3 separate regions of the Mus musculus genome follow, and regions 1 and 2 are each linked to region 3. A link is a loop called in an ENCODE intact Hi-C map of the cell type or tissue named here. Cell type or tissue: heart. All regions are shown on one strand. Each heading gives the region's core, and the rest is flanking DNA. Links, peaks and the distances in the headings are about the cores only.

The links. A loop is a pair of places that touch in the nucleus more often than their neighbours do. Peaks named below come from ENCODE experiments on the same cell type or tissue, not always from the same donor. Only the 100,000 strongest peaks of a DNase experiment are listed, where the experiment ranks them.
Region 1: it touches region 3 in a loop (8-fold over the local background); 23 of 42 quality-filtered maps call a loop at or near these places.
Region 2: a loop joins it to region 3, with 2.5 times the contacts of the local background. A loop is called at or near these places in 19 of 42 quality-filtered maps.

Annotation. Positions count from the first base shown.
Region 1 is chr5:146,301,033-146,305,432 of GRCm38, reverse strand. Cdk8 (cyclin-dependent kinase 8) reads right to left here. Exons shown (of 13, transcript NM_153599.4): 13 at 2,559-3,857. The coding sequence ends at 3,732. Among named protein-coding and RNA genes, the nearest start is that of Gm52832, 3.2 kb to the left of the region's middle. In heart, for the core only: a CTCF peak has its summit at 1,748 (motif pointing right); a DNase peak (open chromatin) is centred at 1,742.
Region 2 is chr5:146,477,381-146,481,780 of GRCm38, reverse strand. No RefSeq gene overlaps it. Among named protein-coding and RNA genes, the nearest start is that of Gm6408, 2.4 kb to the left of the region's middle. In heart, for the core only: a CTCF peak has its summit at 2,014 (motif pointing right); no DNase peak of the experiment used is centred there.
Region 3 is chr5:146,185,878-146,190,277 of GRCm38, reverse strand. It overlaps a transcript of 1700001J03Rik not described here. Among named protein-coding and RNA genes, the nearest start is that of 1700001J03Rik, 2.8 kb to the right of the region's middle. In heart, for the core only: a CTCF peak has its summit at 2,656 (motif pointing left); a DNase peak (open chromatin) is centred at 2,647.

The DNA of each region.
Region 1 (4,400 bases), core at 108-4,107, 120 kb before region 3:
TAATGCTTGCTCCCCAGTGACCCATGATCACTCTCTAGGTCCCACACGCTAAAGGTTCCATTAACAGCACCAATGCAGAACCCCCAGCTAGCAAGCAAGTGTAGAGCACCTGGGACTCCTGGAGACATTTCACTTAGAATTTCACTGGAATCTTTCAGTAGCTGACATTAAGACTGTCCTCCAAAGTCTCTTTTCGCTGGTGAGGAGAAAGAATTTCAGGGTTATATATAGTGCCTGTCATTGCTATACATGGAAAAGCGAAGCAGGTATGAGGAAGACAACTGCTGGTGTATGCGGGCAGGGCACAGAACTATCACTGAACTGGGCAGCCAAGAGCAGGTGCGACAAGGCAATGCTCTGCAGCCCTAAGAATTACAGGGTGCAGTGGAGCTGGACGACCAGAAGACAGATTTCCTCCAAGGGGCCGGATCATGCGGGTACTTGTCTGGGACACAAAGGTCTTTGCTTTTACCGACACATGCTGGAGAGACATGAGAAGGTGGACATGGGCTTAGCACTGAAAGGTTCATGTGGTCTGTTTTGTTAAGAGGAACATGGGAGGTGAGGAGGTAGCCTGTTGGTTAGTGGAGCAACAATCTATTAACACCATGGTCACAAGGGACATGTAAACCTTCAGGGTAGTATTGATGCTGAGGGAGGTTGGTCGGTAACTATGATGCATTTAATGTAATTTCTGTGTGCATGTGTGTGAGCGTGTAAGTGTGTGTATGTATTGCAAGTGTATCATTCAGATTAACTTTATCAGGAATCAAATTCAATCTTAGGACCAGAGGCATCTTTGTTCACACCCTGCCTTTACCACTTTTACAATACAGTTGCCGCTTTTCTAGTTTATTCTCACTATATTGCCCGCTGCTTAGGAGAACAGCTGGCCTTGGGGGAGATCCAAACTTCAAATTCCAAATACGAGTTTTATTGAATGCTATTTTAAAGCTAGACTATAGACCATTTTAAAGAGCGCCAACAAGACATATATCTGAAACAGACCTAAGACATTTGAGAAAAGATTGTGCTGGACTTTGTCTGGCCCTCTAGCAGCAACTCTGGGGCACGGTTGAATCTGAAGGAGGTAGAGAGTAGAGACCAGTCTGAGATCGCTGCACTCAGCACAGACAACCTGTAGCAATGGTAGGACAAGCGGGTCTGGACTGGAACCCTTGGGATCAGCAGCCTAACAAAGTTACAACCTGGCCGACATTATCTGGGAGTAGCATGGATACACATATAAGAGGCCCTGCTCTCAAGAAGCTCCCATTTTATGGGAAACAAACAGGCCTGGCCAGTCAGGTAATAACTGCCATGCAGTAAGAGGTACAGAATAAAGAAAGCTGGCAGGTAGGTCATAGGGGTCTTCTCTGTAGCACACATAACTCCATAAAGGAACCCAAAACTCAGAAAGCAAGCAGGCTAGATATGTCAGTCACATCTTATCATGAGATTAGACAGGCCCGATCAGGATGATAGCGACATTTAGGAGAAGTGAGCAAACAGGCCCCGGGCATTAATAGCAGCTTGTTATAATGGGGTTTTGGTTCTGAACTCCCAGGGCAGGAAAATGGGCTGTCCATACAGCAAGCCCCTCCCTCATGTCACTGAATTCTGCTGGTGGCTCGCTCGCTGTGGAGGTGAGTGGCCCTGGAGCAGTCTTTCTTCTTTAAGACAGGTTTATTTTTACGAGTGTTTTGCCTGAGTGTGCATGATAGGCCACATGTATGCAGTACCCATGAAGGCCTGAAGGGGGCATCTGGGGCTGCAGTTAAGATGCCTGTGATCTGGCCTATGGTCCTCTGGAAGAGCAGTGATCTTAAGTGCTGAGCCATCTCTCCAGCCCCACAGAATGGTCTTTCCTAACATATTTCTCAGGCTCACGTCTCAGGACTGGGGGAGTTCGTTGGAAAGGAGCCACATTTCCATATCCACCCAAGTCCTACTGAGTCAATCTCTGGAACTAGCTGGCGAAGGGGGAATGTGTAGGTGGCCCTCACAGCCACTGGGCTTCTAAGCCACTCAGTATAGGAGAAAAACACCAGAAGACAACGTGTAAGGGTCATAAGAAACACCGTGAGAGCTAAGGTTGACAGAAACCAAACACAACCACTCAATTCAGAGGGTTAAGGAGGGACCTGTGTGATCAAAGGCATGCAGTATGGGTGTGAACAGGGGTGAGAAGACTTGGAAATGCCACTCCCAGCAACCCCCCTTTCTCTTCTGGTCAGGCCTACCAGTACTGATTCCTCAGCTCGTGGACTGCGCTAGATTGTTTTTAAAGGGATGGCTTCAGATTTTGAGAAAATATCTGTTAGCTCTAAAAAGGAGGAACCAAGGGTAACGGAGTGGAACTACCATTACCAGAACTAGCCGACTATAAAGCTACCTGTCCCCTGTGCTACAGACCTAGACAGCTGACCAGAGTGCACACCTCAGCCTAAGCCATCAGTTGTCACCAATAAGTCACTGGGAAGAGTTATACAGAGGCATGTTTTAAAATACAACAAAAGACCCTTGGTGAATTTGAAAAATATAGTTGACACCATACATTGATTTATGAAAAATAAATTTATTACATAACACCTTGTTTTTAACAATGTTCAATTTTTTTTTATTCAGAATACTTGTGTCATTCATGTAAAATAGTTTGATACAGTACGTTGTATGTTATAGCTTTTTATTTTCCCCTCAAAAGTTCTAAGGCTCTCCTACTCCCTCTCCTTTGCTGAAGTAAGGGCACCCTAAAAATGTGCGAACAACCTTTTAAAAAGAAAGTTAACTGAACAAAATTGTAATAGCACTACACTAGGCAGCTTCAAATCAGGACAGAAGAGTGCGGACTGACGCCGTGCCTCGCAGAGGTCACCGTGCCTCGAGGAGGTCACCGTGCCTCACGGAGGTCGCCACTCATGCTTTTGTATTCAGAAAGCATGCTCACAAATCAGCAACACCAACGAGGAAAAGAAAACCCTGTCTGCAACACTCATTTCAGTTTGCTGAACCAACAGGCTTCTATCAATGACAACATATTTAATTACTATCAAATAGCAGCTTTAAGACCAGTCAAGTCGTCATAGGTTGAAAATAAAAACAAACCTCTAAGTTGGAAATTAATCTTTGGGAGCTCTGAAACCTGTCAGTAGAAACTATGTGGTTCTTTTGTACTTTCAAAACAATCCAAGCAATATTCTTGGTCATAAAACACTGATTTATGTAGAAGATGAATCAACCCACTGATAAGACACTAAAAAGAAAGGTGTACCAAAATAATCTTTAAATCTTGGTTATTTTGTTAACATAATCTGTGTTTCAAGTACCAGTTAAACCTTGCGTCTGTGTGTACTATTGGTCAGATCACGCTGTTACACTCAAAGTCACCACACACGAGGACAAATGCTCGCCCTAGCACATTTCACAGCTTCAACTGCTACAGACTGTCACTGAAAACTATGCTTGGTCAGTCTGAACCATGTCAAGTAAACTATGGAAGTAGCAAACCCACAACACAACTGTGCTAGCACTTTCATTTCAAGTCTAACTCCAAACTTAGGTACAACCTGGAAGCTACCACCCCAATCTGTGACAACTGGTGGAACTCGGCTACTGGACATTGTGAAGATGTGGTTGTACAGTACATTCGCATGGCCCACACCAGGTTCCCGCGAGTGCCGCAGCCAGTCCTGCAGCATGAGCAACAGTGCACTGACAGACTCCAGCACAGCTCAGTACCGATGTGTCTGATGTGAGTACTGTGGAGGCTGCTGGGAGGTAGCTGAGTATCCCATGCTGCTCTGGGGCTGTGATGTGCTTGGTCCAGGGTTGGGATAAGCAGCATGTGGATTGGAACGCTGGAAAGAAGACGAGGGAAAAGCGTGATTCAGGGACTTCTCGAGGTAGCTTGGCCCCACGCCATCAAGGCTGATAGGGAAGGGAATCTTGTTTCAAAGAAGCAAAGATGTATAAGTTTCTGTAAGGCACTAGCTTTAGAATTAAAATATAAAAACACTGGCTAAGCAGCAGCAAACCCCTCAGCTGGCCCATACAAAGCAAAACAGAGCAAAAACAAACAAAGCTCCCAACTCTTCCCACATCAGCTTCTCTCCAGGAAGGTAAGAATTGGGACACCATGTGGGCAATTCTGATCATATCTTGCGACATGAGCATGAGGCACTCAGTGTGTATATCCAGAGTATATAAAAGCTCGTAGGCGGACTGCAGAGATGGCTCAGCGGTTAAGAACACTGACTCTTCTAGAGGTCCCGAGTTCAATTCCCAACAACCACATGGTGGCTCACAACCATCTGTAATAGGATCTGGTGCCCTCTTCTGGTGTGTCTGAAGACAGCAACTGTGCACTCACATATATTAAACAAACAAACAAACAAACAAAC
Region 2 (4,400 bases), core at 108-4,107, 290 kb before region 3:
CACAATGGGACACAGTGGCATCCATAAGCTCAGGCCTCTACACTGGGAAGCCTGGCTTCAGGGAGACCCTCAGTTGTGAGAAAGTGGGCAGAAGTTTCCAAACCATCCCCTCTGTACCACAAGCATCCCAGGAAGAAGCAGTTTCCTCTTAGGGTCTTCTCTCTGTCCTGACCTGCTCCCTGCAGATCATTCTAGCATGGGTTTTCTAGTATGTCATCCTATGTATATGATCACAGGTGCCCTAGACCTGGCAAACCTCCTGATAGAGTTGCCTGAGGAAAAGGCAAACATAGGCACTTGTGCCATTCACACACATGTACACAAAAGCATATGCATACACACACACCCAAACACACATACACACAAGCCCAGGCCCGGGGTCACAGAGAGCATGCATTTACACATGGCCAGGAGCATGTCAGTGTAGAGAGGCCCCTCCTAGGTGAGCATTATGGTTATTATGGAGGTGAGTGTGGGTATAACAAACTTTAGCAAAGTGTATGTGGTCACCTTTAATTGTGCCTTTCTCTTAGGGGAGTGGGCAGGGCTCCTCTGCTTTTCCATGTGTTCTAGTGTTTTCCCATTTGGGCTTCCACCGGCCTCAGTGTGCTTCTTCTGTGTTCCCCAGACGATGGCTGACTGGGTTCTGGTTTGCAGAGTGTCCCATGCTGCTCACTATAGCATTCCCTACCCTGAGGAAAAACTATGCACAAACATTAAGACTTTGGAAAAGTTTCCATATCCTACTTCTTTAATGAGTACTATAAAATAAATTCATAGGTCAATTTTTATTGTTGAAGAAAAGTGGGAAACATAATCTGTCCATGCAAAAACAGATGAAGGAGGAAGGAAAAAAGAGAGGTGCTTGTAGTTCCTAGATTTTAAGAAATATCAAAAAACTCATATGGGTATACAGCATGAATCTCTCTTGGGAAGGACACAGGATCAATGGAGTTCAATGGGGGTAGAAGGATGGATGGGAGGCCTGCCAAATGCAAATAAGTATTTATATGACAATGGCCTCCTGTCCCACATTACCATACACATGAACTTTTACATAGTTGAAAATGTTTTGTTTCTTTGAAAAAGTCTTATCCTTTTACGTGGATGAGTGCATGTGTTTCTACGACTGCATGTGTGCTGTGTGCCCGGAAGCGAGAACAGTGCACTGGATCTCCTGTCCCCTGGTTCTGCATGGTTGTGAGCCACCTTGTGGGTGCAGGGAAATGAACCCAGGTCCTCTGCCAGAGCAGCCAGTGCCCTAAACAGCTGAGCCATCACTCAGGTCCATTTTGGCTTTTTGTTGGTCAGAGCAGCCCCTTGTAAAGCACAATGGTGTCCAGTGCTTCCCAGTAGAAAGTTTCCAGCTGGGTTGTAGGACACAACCTGGTAGTGAGTATCATTAATTTCTGATCCCTTAATTAAGTATTATATAAAAACCATTAAATGTTAGCCACCTAGGGTAATAGCCACACCCATTCGAGCTACAACTGTGCAATTTCCATGACAGTTCAATGGAGATTGGTGGAACTCTATCCCAGGACACAGAGGGGCTACCCACCATATGAGGTGTCAAGGGCCCAAAGTCTTCCTAATTCGGGCCTGTCAGGGGATGCTCTGCTCTCTGGCCACTGGGACAGCTTTGGTCTGGCTTCCCCACAGCAGGGTGGTGGAGACCTACTGAAGGCCTCTAAGAGCCTGGCCTTAGAAGCCATTGATGAGGCGGGACACTAACAAAAGACCAACAGCCTCAACATAAGGGAAGCACCATGCACCTGCTCATAGATAGCAGAAAGTTCTAGAAGAAATGATCTGGTCAAGCCTACTCTGGTTATACTAATAGAACCTGAATTCCTTTCTCTGGAGAACATTTTTATCAACTGAGGTTTGCTAAATTGTGCTGAAGAGAAACTGCACAAATTCTCTCCCAGGGATAACGTGAGGAGGAATATGTACCTTTAACAACAGGTTAATTGACATAGCAGGTTGGGTGCCCCTGAACCTCTTCCCTAGGAGATGATGCTGCATCGTGTAGCCACTAGAGGGCGGTGGTTGTCCATTGAGCACAAGGAGAACCTCCTGGACCTGTGTGCTGGCATCTCAGTGACATTTCAGATAGAGATGGGAGTGGGGGTGGCTACTGCAGTTATCTCAACAGAGCAGAATTGGGGGCAGGAGCTTCATTTCTATCCCGGGTCCCCTTGATAGGCTGTGAAAAAACCACCAGATAGTTTAGCTTTCCAGTTTTGTGATTCTCTTCAGAGCAAGGGGCCACCATCTGTGAAAGGTGCCCCATCCCACCTCCTGCAGAAGCATGGGCCAAGTCAGCCAAACCAACTGACAGAGTCCTTTTCTGGGGCAGAGGCTGTAGAGTGTAATTAATGGGAGTTCTTCAGAGGCTCATTTCCAGACAGCTTTAGCTTTACCTAGAAATGCTAGGAAAAGGTTTGTCCCATGTACAAGGACACCCAAGTCCCTTGTATATTCTGGGTGGGCCTGGATGTCACCCCTTTCCAAACTGTTTTGACATAGAGACCATGTTCACTTACACAGTGTGGGACTGTGACAGCAGCTCCATCTTGTCTGGCTCCTCCTCTTTACCCAGGGGAGCCTGGGTGAGCATCGCAGGGACAGTGTAGGGGCTGCTCTGATACAGGTCGCCACCAGCCAAATATGCTTGTGTCTGACACCCCAGCTTCTGAAAGTTCAGCACCAGTCCCTCTGATATCCACCTGAGGGTATATAGGCAAGCAAGCCTTTAAGGATTATTAGTGTCATAGCCGGAGTCCTGGCAGCCAGACAACACAGATTTTGGCCACCCATTTCCCATGGACCTGTTAGACAGAAGGGAGAAGTAGAGAAAGCCTGGGTACTGTGATGAGTGCCTCTTGCCCAGGACTCAGGAAGATGACACAGTTGGATACCTGTGAGTTTTACACAATGAAATCTGGGAAAGTCAGGCTACATAAGGGAAAGGCTCTCTCAAGATCCAGCTAAAACAAACAAACAAACAAAAAGTAACAGAGAAAAAAGATATAATTCAAGTCAGGACACTGGAAAGAGGAACAAATAATGGGGTGCAAAGCCACCCCACCCCAACTTAGGGTCCTCGAATGAGTGTTCCTTTGCAATAGAAAGCAAGAAGTGTGCAAAACTAAGCTGTCTGATTGATGGGATGTTGGGCTCACACTGAGCAACCCAGCCTCTGCACCTGTGCATTGTGTGAGGTGATCTGAGCAGTGATCAGAACTCTGTGAGGCTTTTGTGGGAGCCAAGTTTCTCCTACTGCCAGTGCCAGGCTTCATCCTCAGCCCTCTGTCTGCAGAAAATTCCAGAAGGGATTCCAATTGTTTCAGGTGTGTTCGCTTCTCTTTCCTGGTATCTGACAGAAGGGGTGCAGTGTCTTCACATTTTCCAGGTCAGTTATATTTCCCCAGTCTTTCTTTGTACAGCTAATTGAACTAAGATGCCCATGTCCACATCTAACAACATAAATAGAATAGAAGTGGGAGATAGGGCTAGTGTAAAATTAATTAATTTTTTTTCCATTTTTTATTAGGTATTTAACTCATTTACATTTCCAATGCTATACCAAAAGTCCCTCATATCCACCCACCCCCACTCCCCTGCCCACCCACTCCCCCTTTTTGGCCCTGGTATTCCCCTGTACTGGGGCATGTGTGCTGTGTGCACGGAAGCCAGAAGAGTGCACTGGATCTTCTGTCCCCTGGTTCTGCATGGTTGTGAGCCACCTTGTGGGTGCAGGGAAATGAACCCAGGTTCTCTGCAAGAGCAGCCAGTGTCCCTAACAGCTGAGCCATCACTCAGGAACATTTTGCTTTTTTGCTGGTCAGAGTAACCCATTGTAAAGCACAATGGTGTCCAGCCTTCCCAGTAGGAAGTTTCTAGGTATTTTGTAGGACACAACCTGGTAGTATCATTAATTTCTGATCCCTTAATTAAATTATTATATCAAAACCATTAAATATTAGCCACCTCTAGTAAATCTAGCTACAACTGTGCAATATCAGTGACAGCTCATTGGAGATTGTTGAAATTCTATCCCAGGACAGAGAGGGGCTACCCACCATATGAGGTTTCAAGGGCTCAACGTCTTCCTAACTCAGGCATGTCAAGGGATGCTATGCTGTCTGGCCATTGGGACAGCTGTGGTCTGGCTTCCCCACAGCAGGGTGGTGGAGACCCCACAGAAGGCCTCTAAGAGCCTGGCCTTAGAAGGCATTGATGTAGGGGGACACTAACAAAAGCCCAACAGCCTCAACATAAGGGAAGCACCATGCACCTGGTCATAGGCAGTAGAAAGTTCTAGAAGAAATGGTTTTGTCAAGCCTACTCTGGTTATTCTAATAGAGCCTGAAGTACTTTGTCTGGAGAACATA
Region 3 (4,400 bases), core at 307-4,306:
TATGCAACCCCAAACCAGGTGACCAGGGAAGACACCTCCTACAGTGAGCTGGGCTCTCTCATGTCAATCATTAATCAAGAACGAAGCACAGACTTGCCTGAAAGACACCGTGGAGGAAACATTTCCTCAGCTGAGCTTCCCTCTTCCTGATGACTGTCAAGTCTAACTTCGCAGATGCTGTCTGTATCAGGTTGACAAGAAACTAGCCAGAATAGATGTGACATGGTACTTGAGAAGTTAGGGTAGAGGAAGCTAAAGTTTTGAAGTCAGCATGTGCTTCATGGCTTGTTCTGTATCCAAGCCAACAACAAAATGAGGACAATAGTGCCAGCCCTTTCAACTATAGATATAACCAAAAGAGTCTAGAGCAAAGATTCTTGTGTAGGGTTGCCTGGCAAGACCTTGTATGTGCTCTTACCTGTAGGTGTAATGTTTTTGCACCCTGTGTAAAGTTTAGCCTTGTGTTATTTCAATCACTGTTTCCTCTATCCCACTATCTGGGTTTGATCCTGACATAGCTCTGCTCTGTTTATTCTTAGAAGCTCCTGTCTCAAGTTTCTGTAAACACTGCTCCTTATTCATTCTCTGCCTTGCCAATAAAAGCCAATGAGCCAATCCAGAGCTTTAGAGAGGATAAGGTGGGACTTCCTATTCTAGGAGGGGTGGGGAAAGAGACAGGAAGGGAAGGAGTGGAGCCATGAGGACAGGTCTTGGAACCTTAAGGAGAGAGAGGTGGATCAAGAAAGGGCAAAAATTGCAAGTAATGTGGAGATATTGTCTGGGAGGAATCCTGATGAACTTGCAGGTTTAGTATGGAGTAAGATTGCTCAGTATTCGCCTCAAGGGTTTTTTTGTTTTTGTTTTTTTGTTTTTTGGTTTTTCGTGACAGGATTTCTCTGTATAGCCCTACCTGTTCTGGAACTCACTTTGTAGACCAGACTGGCCTCGAACTCAGAAATCCACCTGCCTCTGCCTCCCAAGTGCTGGGATTAAAGGCATGTGCCACCACCGCCCGGCTGAAGGGTATTTTAATAAATTGTACTTCTCTGTGTGGTTGTTGAGGACTACAGAAGGTAAAGAAATACAGCTGCCGGATTCATGTTTTACTTAGATTTACATTAAAAAACAATTAATTTTACACTAACCCTGGCTCCAACTTCTATTCCATTTATGTTGGTATTTTTGGACATGGGCATCTTCACTCAACACGGCTGTACAAAGGAAGACTGGGGAGATATAACTGACCTGGAACACGTGAAGACGCTCCAAAGAGACACTGCACCCCTTCTGTCAGATACCGGGAAACGGAAGCAGAAACACCGGAAACAATTGGAATCCCTTTGGGAATTTTCTGCAGGCAGAGGGCCAAGGATGAAGCCTGGCACTGGCAGGAGGAGAAACTTGGCTCCCACAAAAGCCTCACAGAGTTCTGGTCACTGGTCAGATCACCTCACAGGAGACAATGGTGAAAAGGCTGTGGTGGCTCAGTGTGGGCCCAACCTCGCCTCAATCAGGACTGCTTAGTTTTGCACACTTCTTGCTTTCTATTGCAAAGGAACCCTCATTCGAGGACCCTAAGTTGGAGTGGGTTGACCTTGGACCTAATTATTTGTTCCTCTTCCCAAAGTGCTGACTTAAATTATATCTTCTTTTTCTGCTACTTTTTGTTTCTTTTATTTGTTTGATCTTAAAGAGTCTTTCTCTTATGTAGCTTGACTCTCTCGCAACTCATTATGTAGAACTCAAAGGTATCCAACTGTCTCAGCTTCCCGAGTATTGGAAAAAAGGCACTGACCACCATACCCAGGCTTTGTCTGCTTCTTACTTCTGTCTAACAGGTCCATGGGAAATGGGTGGCCACAGTGTAGGTTGTCCAGCTGCCAGGACCCAGGCTCTGACACTAACAACCCTTATAAAGGCTTGGCTGCCTGTATGCCCTCAGGTGGATGTCAGGGGGACTGCAGCTGAACTTTGAGCAGCTGGGGTGTCAGGACACAAGCATATTTGACTAGTGGCATCCTCCTTTAGAGCAGCCCCTACAGTGTCCCTGGGATGCTAACCCAGGCTCCCCTTGCTCCCCTGGGTAAAGAGGAGGACCCAGACAAGCTGGAGCTGCTGTCACAGTCCCACACTGTGTAAATGAACATGGTCTCTATGTCAACACAGTTTGGAAAGGGGCTGACATCCAGTGCCACACCGAAATACAAGGGACTTGGATGTCCTTGAACACGGGACAGACTTTTCCCTAGCATTTCTAGGTAAAGCTAAAGCTGTCTGGAAATGAGCATCTGAAGAACTCCCATTAATTACACTCTACAGCCTCTGTCCCAGAAAAGGACTCTGTCAGTTGGTTTGGCCGAATTGGCCCATGCTTCTGCAGGAGGTGGGATGGGGCACCTTTCACAGATGGTGGCCCCATGCACTGAAGAGAATCACATAACTGGAAAACTAAACTATCTGATGTTTTTTTTTTTTTTCACAGCCTATCAAGGGGACCCGCGATAGGAATGAAGCCCCTGCCCCTAATCCTGCTCTGTTGAAATCACTGCAGTAGCCACCCCCACTCCCATCTCTATCTGAAATGTCACTGAGATGCCAGCACACAGGTCCAGGAGGTTCTTCTTGTGCTCAATGGACAACCACCACCCTCTAGTGGCCACATGATGCAGCGTCATCTTCTCGGGAAGAGGTTCAGGGGCACCCAACCTGCTTATGTCAATTAACCTGTTGTTAAAGGTACATATTCCTCCTCACGTTATCCCTGGGAGAGAATTTGTGCAGTTTCTCAGGAGCACAATTTAGCAAACCTCAGTTAAAAAAAATGTTCTCCAGACAAAGCACTTCAGGTTCTATTAGTATAACCAGAGTAGGCTTGACAAGATCATTTCTTCTAGAACTTTCTACTGCCTATGACCAGGTGCATGGTGCTTCCCTCATGTTGAGGCTGTTGGTCTTTTGTTAGTGTCCCGCTACATCAATGCCTTCTAAGGCCAGGCTCTTAGAGGCCTTCTGTGGGGTCTCCACCACCCTGCTGTGGGGAAGCCAGACCACAGCTGTCCCAGTGGCCAGACAGCAGAGCATCCCTTGACAGGCCCGAATTAGGAAGACTTTGGGCCCTTGATACCTTATATGGTGGGTAGCCCCTCTCTGTCCTGGGATAGAGTTCCACCAATCTCCAATGAGCTGTCACTGATATTGCACAGTTGTATCTAGAAGAGGTGTGGCTATTATCTGAGGTTGCTAATACTTGATGGTTTTGATACAATAATTTAATTAAGGGATCAGAAATTAATGATACTCACTACCAGGTTGTGTCCTACAACCCAGCTGGAAACTTTCTACTGGGAAGCACTGGACACCAATATGGTTTCTACAATGGGCTACTCTGACCAGCAAAAAACCCGAACTGGTCCTGAGTGATGGCTCAGCTGTTAAGGGCACTGGCTGCTCTTGCAGAGGACCTGGGTTCATTTCCCTGCACCCACAAGGTGGCTCACAACCATGCAGAACCAGGGGACAGGAGATCCGGTGCACTCTTCTGGCTTCCGTGCACACAGCACACATGCAGTCATAGAAACACATGCACTCATCCATGTAAAATGATAAGACTTTTTCAAAGAATCAAAACACTTTCAACTATGTAAAAGTTCATGTGCATGGTAGTGTGGGACAGGAGGCCATTGTCATAAATACTTATTTGCACTTGGCAGGCCTCCCATACATCCTTCTACCCCCATTGACCCCTATTGATCCTGTGTCCTTCCCAAGAGAGATTCAAGCTGTGTATACCAATATGATTTTTTTTGATATTTCTTAAAATCTAGGAACTAAAAACACCTCTCTTTTTTTCATCCCCCTTCATCTGTTTTGGCATAGACAGATTACGTTTCCCATTTTTTCTTCAACAGTAAAAATTGACCTATGAATTTATTTTATAGTACTCATTAAAGAAGTAGGATATGGAAACTCTTCCAAAGTCTTAATGTTTGTGCATAGTTTTTCCTCAGGGTAGGCAATGTTATAGTGAGCAGCACGGAACAGCCTGCAAACCAGAACCCAGTCAGTCATTGTCTGGGGAACACAGAAGAATCACACTGAGGCCTGTGGAAGCCCAAATGGGAAAACACTAGAACACATGGAAAAGCAGAGGAGCCCCGCCCACTCCCCTAAGAGAAAGGCACAATTAAAGATGCTCACATACACTTTGCTAAAGTTCGTTATCCCCACACTAACCTCCATAATAACCCTAATGCTCACCTAGGAGGGGCCTTTCTACACTGATATGCTCCTGGCCATGTGTAAAAGCATGCTCTCTGTGCCACTGGGCCTGGGCTTGTGTGTATGTGTGTTTGGGTGTGTATGTATGCATATGCTTTTGTGTACATGTGTGTGAATGGCAC